Regions from separate parts of the Homo sapiens genome. Here regions 1 and 3 are each linked to region 2. The links are chromatin contacts, found by Hi-C or POLR2A ChIA-PET in ENCODE. All regions are on one chromosome and are shown on one strand. Each heading gives the region's core, a stretch centred on a gene start or an enhancer-like site at or near the end of the contact. The rest is flanking DNA. Distances are from core to core; before and after follow the strand shown.

What was found. Hi-C counts contacts between places; a loop is a spot of excess contacts on that map. ChIA-PET counts read pairs that join two places held with the same protein, here RNA polymerase II (POLR2A). Pooled maps may share reads with other maps.
Region 1: a map of ascending aorta shows a loop between it and region 2 (1.9-fold over the local background). The contact joins the enhancer-like site here to the promoter of NINJ2-AS1 in region 2. A Hi-C loop is called at or near these places in 1 of 168 maps with a recorded cell type or tissue (ascending aorta) and 1 of 50 pooled maps. POLR2A ChIA-PET finds 5 or more read pairs at or near these places in 2 of 52 experiments (AG04450 and OCI-LY7).
Region 3: a loop to region 2 is called in a pooled map of gastrocnemius medialis, with 2.0 times the contacts of the local background. The contact joins the enhancer-like site here to the promoter of NINJ2-AS1 in region 2. A Hi-C loop is called at or near these places in 5 of 50 pooled maps. POLR2A ChIA-PET finds 5 or more read pairs at or near these places in 2 of 52 experiments (GM10248 and activated T-cell).

Annotation. Positions count from the first base shown.
Region 1 is chr12:480,246-482,945 of GRCh38, forward strand. The region is part of intron 1 of B4GALNT3 (beta-1,4-N-acetyl-galactosaminyltransferase 3); the gene reads left to right. Among named protein-coding and RNA genes, the nearest start is that of B4GALNT3, 22 kb to the left of the region's middle. Within about 2 kb of position 1,331, at least 10 of the 41 ENCODE cell types and tissues checked have a DNase peak (open chromatin) inside an H3K27ac peak, as active enhancers do; they include ascending aorta, where a contact is called at or near this core.
Region 2 is chr12:629,578-632,277 of GRCh38, forward strand. NINJ2-AS1 (NINJ2 antisense RNA 1) reads left to right here and starts at 1,314. Exons shown (of 5, transcript NR_122124.1): 1 at 1,314-1,408; 2 at 2,637-2,670. The region is part of intron 1 of NINJ2 (ninjurin 2); the gene reads right to left. RefSeq lists silencers at 1,100-1,179, 1,240-1,339.
Region 3 is chr12:856,370-859,069 of GRCh38, forward strand. It overlaps WNK1 (WNK lysine deficient protein kinase 1), which reads left to right. Exons shown (of 28, transcript NM_018979.4): 5 at 792-880. Among named protein-coding and RNA genes, the nearest start is that of RAD52, 92 kb to the right of the region's middle. Within about 2 kb of position 1,387, at least 6 of the 41 ENCODE cell types and tissues checked have a DNase peak (open chromatin) inside an H3K27ac peak, as active enhancers do.

The sequences.
Region 1 (2,700 bases), core at 81-2,580, 150 kb before region 2:
TTAAAAAGGAAAAAACATAAGTCCTTTTTCTCTTAAGCATATGGTTAGGGTAAGAATACTCTTGTGGGATTCAGGCTGTGTGGGGTCCAGTCTTGGTTCTGTGGGAACTGGCTCTGTGACTTTGAGCAGGTCAGCTCTGCCCCCGGACGTCAGTTTCCTTTTCCGTAAACACGGAAGGCTTGACGGTGTGGTTCCTGAGGTCCCTCTGACCCTGACATTACGGAAGGCTTGACGGCCTGGTTCCTGAGGTCCCCCTGACTGACATTATTCCCAAAGAAAATGCATTGGCCTTAGCACTGGGGATTCTGAGTTGGCCGTGGCTGGAGAAAGACTATGATAAGGAGCCCTGGGGAGATGCCTGGGTTCCTATTGGTGACCTCGCCTTCTCGTTCAAGCAGGACGGGGAGTGGGACCCAGGCCCAGCCTTATCTCCGGGACCGCGGCTGTCCTCACCCCTCCTCCTGTCACCTGAGAATAAAAGGGTGGGCTCCATAGGCGGGGGCTGTGAGGAGGGGTGCAATTGCATGGGTCATGGACGATGGTCCTTAGACATCTCTGGGGAGCCTTTGGCGGGAGAGGCGCAGGGACTTGGGGGCACTTCCCCAGGCCCTGGTGACCGTGGTCATCTTTGTCACAGCCTCCTCCTCTGCCCTTGCAGGCCAAGGACTGGACCAGTCCCTCTCAGCCTTGCCTCTATCTCTCCCTGCCTGCTCGGCAGCCAACACAGAAACACTGCTGTGTGCTTAGCCCAGGGGTGGGAGGGATTTCTGCCCAGGGATTGGCCATGGAATTGGCTGCTTATTTTGGCAGCTCCCACCACAAAGACCATCAGACGCTGAGGGAAGGCGAGGTGGGAGTTAGTGAGTCATGGCCATGCCTCAGGGAGGGAGGGAGCTTTCACCAGAGGTGCCCCTGGAGGAAGCAGACTTCCCCTCCAAAGAAGAGGGGTGGGACTCTGGATGCTTCCTCCCAGGGTCACTGGCTTAGGTCAACTAAGGGGATGAGCATCCCCGTGGCGTTCTGTGTAATGGGAATAATGGCCCTGACCTCACAGTGCCGTGGCAGCAAGTTGAAAAGCTAGCACATCAAGCTCTCAGTGAAGGGTTGCTTTCCTTTCCTTGGTGTGCCTTAGGATATGACGGGGTAGGCACCATGGGTGCAGACATGGAGGAAAACCAGAAGCAAATCAGGAGTCCAGCTGCCCACATCCAGTCACTCTTGATTCTCGTGGTTTCTCCAGTGCCCAGCTGAGGCTGGCCATGGTGGGAAAGTGGGACTTTGCTCTGTGCTGCCTTCTCCTAACCCTGTGTTGTCCTGAGGCCAGGCAGACAGGCCCCAGTCATTACCTCACCGCAGGGCCCCTGTCTGCCAGAGTGCATGGTGGAGCTGCCTGGGTGGAGAGCGGAGCTAATTTTAGACCTGGAGACTCTTTGCCAACAGCTGTGGCTGGGCCCAGGCAGCTGGGCTGGATGGCTGGGGGGAGTCTCAGCCGCCCTGCAGGGAGCCCTGGACACAGCGCTCCAGGTCTGCTCTTGGGGGCATATTCCTGCCTCAGCCTCAGCTGTGGGGAAGCCTGGATGAGGGTCCCTCTGCACAGAGGGTGCTTCCTTCCTCCCTCTTGCATCAAGATATTTCTGTCCTCCATCTCCTCTTTCTAGGTGGCTTTGTAGACCAGAAAACATTGATACGGCATCTTAGATGGTAGGTCAGTGGGCCTCTGAAATGGGGCAGGTAGGGGCAACAGGAAGAAAAGGGTGTCCCCAAATCGTTCTGGGTTTATAGGCTAAATCCAGCCTCCCACTCAACCCCGAGCCAATAATCTAATTGAGTGCTTCTCAACCTCCTTCCTGTTAGTACACAGAGAAAATGACAGGAAAAGATACTTGTAACACACATAGGGGTATAAAGAGGTTTGTGGTTGGATGTTGCCAGCCCTCAGATTCTGCTGCTCCAAGCACTGAGGGCTGATACTTTGGGACACGTTACCATTTGGAGCCTACTAGCAGCCACAGCACACCAGTGGGGAAGCTCTGATATCGTCCGTCAGTGGCTTGCCACAGTCCATGTATGCCAAGTCCAAGCTTCAGGAAACATCTCCTTGGCTAATCATAGACCTGTGCTGGAAGGGAACCCAGAGAGCATTGAATCTGTGCTCTCCTTTTACAGATGAGGAAACTGAGGCTGAAAGAGGCTTGTCCAAGGTTAAAAAGCTAGTAAGTCAAAATCCCAGTTTTAAGTTCTGTTAGGACAGTCATCCCTTCATTTATCCAACATTTATTGAGTTCCAATAAAGATCAATATTTGGAGGATACAATGATGAAAAAAGTTGTGGGGATTCGTCTGTATTTGGTAAAGAGAAAACCAAGGAAACCATTCAGGAAGGTCGTTATTTCCGGTGAGAGAGATGGGGATGTGATTGGAGAGAGGCACAGAGGGCTTCAAAACGTGTCTGTTTCTTAAGCATATGCAGCCAGGCACCGTGGCACACACCTATAGTTCCGGCTACTCAGGAGGCTAAGGTGAGAGGTTCACTTGAGCCCAGGGGTTTGAGGCTGAAGTGATGTATGATAGAGCCTGTGAATTGCAACCACATTCCAGCCTGGGCAACATAGTGAGACCCCATTTCAGAAGGAAAGAAAGTGTACACAGGTGTTATTCTTCTTTTCTCTCTTTTTTTCTGGAGACAGGATCTCACTCTGT
Region 2 (2,700 bases), core at 64-2,563:
AAATTGTCTTAAAACATTATGAGTTCTTGGTTGGGCATGGTGGCTCACGCCTGTAATCCCAGCACTTTGGGAGGCCGAGGCAGGTGGATCACCTGAGGTCAGGAGTTTGAGACCAGCCTGACCAACATGGAGAAACCTCGTCTCTACTAAAAATGCAAAATTAACCAGGCCTGGTGGCGCATGCCTGTAATCCCAGCTACTCAGGAGACTGAGGCAGGAGAATCACTTGAACCTGGGAGGCAGAGGTTGTGGTGAGCCGAGATCGTGCCGTTGCACTCCAGCCTCGGCGACAAGAGCAAAACTCAAAAAAAAAAAAAAAATATATATATATATATATATATATATGAAGTTTCTTTGCGATTTTTTAAAAGTGTATCAGCCATTGTTAGTGTTGCTGTATTTTATGTGTGGGGCAAGACAATTCTTCCAATGTGGCCCAGGGAAACAAAACAATTGGACACCCTGGATGATGAAAAAGAGCACTCTTCAGCCCCTGCTGTCACCAAAGCCCCACCTCAGTTCTTGCCCTTAGGTAACGCCAAGATAGCAAAATGGAATTTTACCAAACCGCTCTTAGGTTCCTTCCCCAGGAGACCAGAAATGCCCTGGGGACTGCCTGCCTTTGAGGCAAATTTTTTTTCCTTTTTAAAGAAAGTGGTAAACATCTGAAAATAGAGTTTTTGAAAGAAAGTGACTCTTCAGTTGTAATTATAGCAGAGAGGGTCATTGCTTTCTATCAGCAAGAAAGCTGCTTCTATTTTTTTTTATTCTCTTTTTCTTGGTTTTTTGTTTTGTTTTGTTTTGTTTTGTTTTTTGAGACGGAGTCTCGCTGAGTTGCCCAGGCTGGAGTGCAGTGGTGTGATCTCGGCTCACTGCAAGCTCCATCTCCCGGGTTCAAGCGATTCTCCTGCCTCAGCCTCCCGAGTAGCTGGGACTGCAGGCTCCGGCCACCACGCCTGGCTAATTTTTTTTGTATTTTTAGCACAGACGGAGTTTCACCATGTTGACAGGCTGGTCTCGAACTCCTGGCCTCAGGTGATCTGCCCGCCTCGGCCCCCCAAAATGCTGGGATCACAGGCGTGAGCCACCGCTCCCCGCCGCTGCTTCTAAATACAGCCTGTATAATGCAAATCCCCAAAGAGGGCCAGCCTCTGGCCCCATTCAGCTTCCTCCCTCAGAGGCTGGGTGCGTGCGCCCTGGGCGGGGCGGCGGGCTCCCTCCGGAGAGGCCCCAGCCCGGCCTCGTGCCCCTCCCCAGCAGGCTTCCGGCCCTGCGCACAGACCCAAATGGCGCGGGAGGAGGAAGAAGGGGTCAGCTTCAAGCCTGACGTTCTAGGGGGGAGCCGCTTCTTAAGTACGTGCTAGGATCAAGGGTGCATTTGCAAACTTTTCAAAATGCCTTAGAGGAGGTAGGAGTCAAGCCCTTGGGATCTGGAGGGGAAGGAGGAGAGTCAGTTAAACCGCAGAAAGGTTGGTGGGGAGTGGGCTCAGTAATGGCCCCTGTCACAGCCTCGGGCCGGGACTCGCCAGCTCATTTTCTATTTCTAACTCAATGCCAGGCACTGAGCACTGTGCTCAACCTAGTAATTTGGAGACGGAGGTGGATATGCATATAACAGAACAGGATGCTCTCCGGACAAACGTTCTGAAGGAAAAGCAAACGGAAGATCCTCCCGCCTCTGCTGGGCAGTCTCTAATGACCCCTGGGGTATGTTCCAGACATGCGTGGGCATCTGCGAATTTACTCACCTGAGAGCTGCCTCTACCTTTTTTTGTTAAATTTTTATTTATTTATTTATTTATTTTGAGACGGAGTCTCCCTCTGTCACCAGGCGGGAGTGCAGTGGCGTGATCTCTGCTCAATGCAACCTCCGCCTCCCGGGCTCAAGCGATTCTGCTGCCTCAGCCTCCCGAGTAGCTGGGAGTACAGGCGCGCGCCACCACGCCCAGCTAATTTTTATATTTTTAGTACAGACGGGGTTTCACCATGTTGGCCAGGATGGTTTCTATCTCTTGACCTCGTGATCCGCCTGCCTCGGCCTCCAAAGTGCTGGGATTACAGGCGTGAGCCACCGCGCCTGGCCTGCCTCTACCTCTGATCCCTGGGATCAGAAATGAGAAATGCAAAGATTGTCCCTGTGTTATGTGTGTACTGTTTGTAATTGTAATTCACAATCCCCTTTCTTGCTCCTCACCCCATATTCAATTAAGAGAGAAAGGTGAAAAACACAAAGCACAAAATGTTTCCAGGAAACTATCTGAAACTCCTGGAAGGCTAGATTTAGGTATAAACAGAGTAGAACTCCAGATTTCTGCAATGCTCCTTAGGGGCTGAGCTTCCTGCATGCCCTTGACAATTAGAGGAGTTTTTTTTAATACTTCAAAATTATTCCAGAAAGGCATGCAGATGAGAAGATAACCAGGTTATGAGGAAGCCCAAGGTATTTGGTAAGGATGCTCAAGTTTTGGGGAAGGTCAGCTGAAATAGCAATTTGTGGGTGGACTATTAGCAGGGAGTTGACTGGAGAATTAATCAGACGTTGAAGGGACATGGGGGACCCGGGAGGATGAAGTCTGAACTCGGGCTCAGGATATGGAAAAAGATTGAGTAAAGCTGAGATTCCTGTGTGCTTAAAGTCCTAACCAGCCCCAGGGTGTCTGAGGCACGCTGGTAAGTAGAATCAGAGATTCCATTCAGCAA
Region 3 (2,700 bases), core at 137-2,636, 230 kb after region 2:
CGTGAACCCAGGAGGCAGAGGTTGTAGTGAGCCAAGGTCACACCACTGCACTCCATACTGGGCAACAGAGCAAGACTCCATCTCGAGGGAAAAAAAAAAATAAGAAAGAATTTATTTATACTTTATAAAGATTTTAAACTATTACTGTGATGACTACTATGTAGTATCACATGTGATAGTGGTAATGAGTTTTCTTCTGAGATTAATTGCAGAGCTTGTCTTTCGTATGGGTCCAATATATTACTTTTCATTGTGTTTTATTTGTGCAGGACAATTTGCTCTTCAGTTATCATACCAAAACAATATAAATCCTCAACTCCTTTGAGTTTGTTAAAGATTACTATAATAATATAATCCCTGCCAAACTAAGCATGTGAATTCATGCCCACACATGGGTTCAGTGTTCAAAATAGTTAAATGCTGTATTGATTTATGTGTTTAGGGAACAAGGTTGAACAAAAGATCTTCTAACCAATTAGAACATTTAGCTTTCTTTTTTAGGCAATAAATTCCTTTACTTGAAACACAGCAGAAGATATTAACATCTGCCTAAATTTTTTCATTGTCACATATGGAAGTAAGTGACCCTGCTGTCACTGTTCCATGTTTTCTTGTGAAGAGCTAAGTTGTCACTACCCAACTGTGACACTGCATGGACCAACTCCTGCAGGCGAGTCAGAAAAAAAGCCGGGATAGTAAGAAAGGAACCTAAAAGAACCTTAATTGGAAATTTAAAAAACAAAGTTCAAAGGCCCTGCTTTTATTAATGTATTTCTGTTTATGGTTTTCAGGGGGTGAAGCCAGCCAGTTTTGACAAAGTAGCAATTCCTGAAGTGAAGGAAATTATTGAAGGATGCATACGACAAAACAAAGATGAAAGGTAAGTTGCCTCTTTTGATCTGGGTGATACTTGAACAAAACCTAAAAAGTAATGTGCTTTGAGTACAACACACATTCTACGGTGTATTTAATATTTGTGATTGGTTTCTCTATTTGTGCCTGTAACATTTTTAAAGGTAGGGTTTTGTTCATTGTGGTTATTCAGATTTGATATACTGGAACACTGTAAAAATATGGTTTGGTAGAGTTTCAGTAAACCAGAACCACCATAAACATAGCTACATTCCATGAGAACTGCTTACTTAAAACATCAGCATGATTTATAAAACTCAAAAAAGAGTTTAATATCTAACACAGGAAATCTTTTCTTAGTCCTTTACCATTGAATTCTAAGTGGTGAAATAAAACTTTGGCTCTTTAAAGTCAGCTCAGCTATTACAGGTCTGATTTGCCGTCCTTACGCCAGAATTGAAGAAGAGCAAAACATCAAAATTCCTTGAGTAAAAAGAGAAGACTTGGCCCAGGGGTTGGAAGGAGATGTGGCTTAGTCATTTGTACTAACAGAGGGCTTCTCTTAGAGGAGTGGCAAGTATCTGATCTGCCATGTAGCTGATTCATCACCCGTCAGGCATGGCGAAGGTCCAGTGTCTGTTTCTGAAAAACAGTCTATCTTTGCCACCCCCTTCCATCCTCCAAAAAAGAAAAAGGAGACCAGCTAGTACAAATACAAATTGCAAATTGAGCATAATCTACCACTTGAAGAATGAGAGCTATCAGATGTATCAACCGAATTAAAGAATTCCATCTTTTCACCTCTCCAGTCTCGTTCTTTTTATAACATCGTTATTTAGAAGAGCTTAACTTCATGGTTTTTAAGCCTTTATTAAGTAAAAATTTAGTTTGAGTTTTCATTTTTATATATGCTGGGTACTTAAATCTCTTTAAGAACTTTTTACTATAAACAAAGGAATGTTTGTTTCAACTCTTTTTTTTTTTTTTGGACACAGTCTTGTCACGTCGCCTAGGCTGGAGTACAGTGGCATAGTCTCAGCTTACTGCAACCTCTGCCTTCCAGGTTCAAGCAATTCTCCTGTCTCAGCCTCCTGAGTAGCTGGGACTACAGACGCACATCACCGCACCTGGCTAATTTTTGTATTTTTAGTAGAGACAGGGTTTCACCATATTGGTCAGGCGGGTTGCAGACTCCTGACCTGAGGTGAACCACCCACCTTGGCCTCCCAAAGTACTGGGATTACAGGTGTGAGCCACTGGGCCCAGCCTGTTTCAACTCTTGTTGGAGCAGTTTATTAGATGATTGGCATATTGAAACCATTTTATCTTAAGATTGTTTCACAATCAGACTTCTGCTTGCCCAGTACACAAATTATTGAACAAGGAATTAAGAGAACTTACTGGTGTAAATAAAGCTTGCTGTGGTAGAAAGTACCAAACTAGAAACAAAAATATTTATTTTCTAGTTTCTATTTCAGCATTTACAGCTTTTATAACTGTGAGCAAGATTCTCAACCTTTCTGGGCCTCCATTTCCTAATAATCAGGAGATGATATCAAATTGGGTGTTGGTCAGACAAGATCATAAATATGAAGATTTGTGTTACTTATAAAATGCTATATAAATGATCATGTGGTATTTTGAAGCTTTAATAGAGCCAATTGTGTTAGCCCACCATTACTAGTATACTATTACTAATAAGATCATTGGATTTAAAAATTATGTTACAATTGTGTTAGCTCGCCATTACTAGTATACTATTACTAATGAGATCATTGGATTTAAAAATTATCACTGTCAGCTCTTATTCATGAATGAGATTGTTATGATGTTTTATAACTTCAGAGT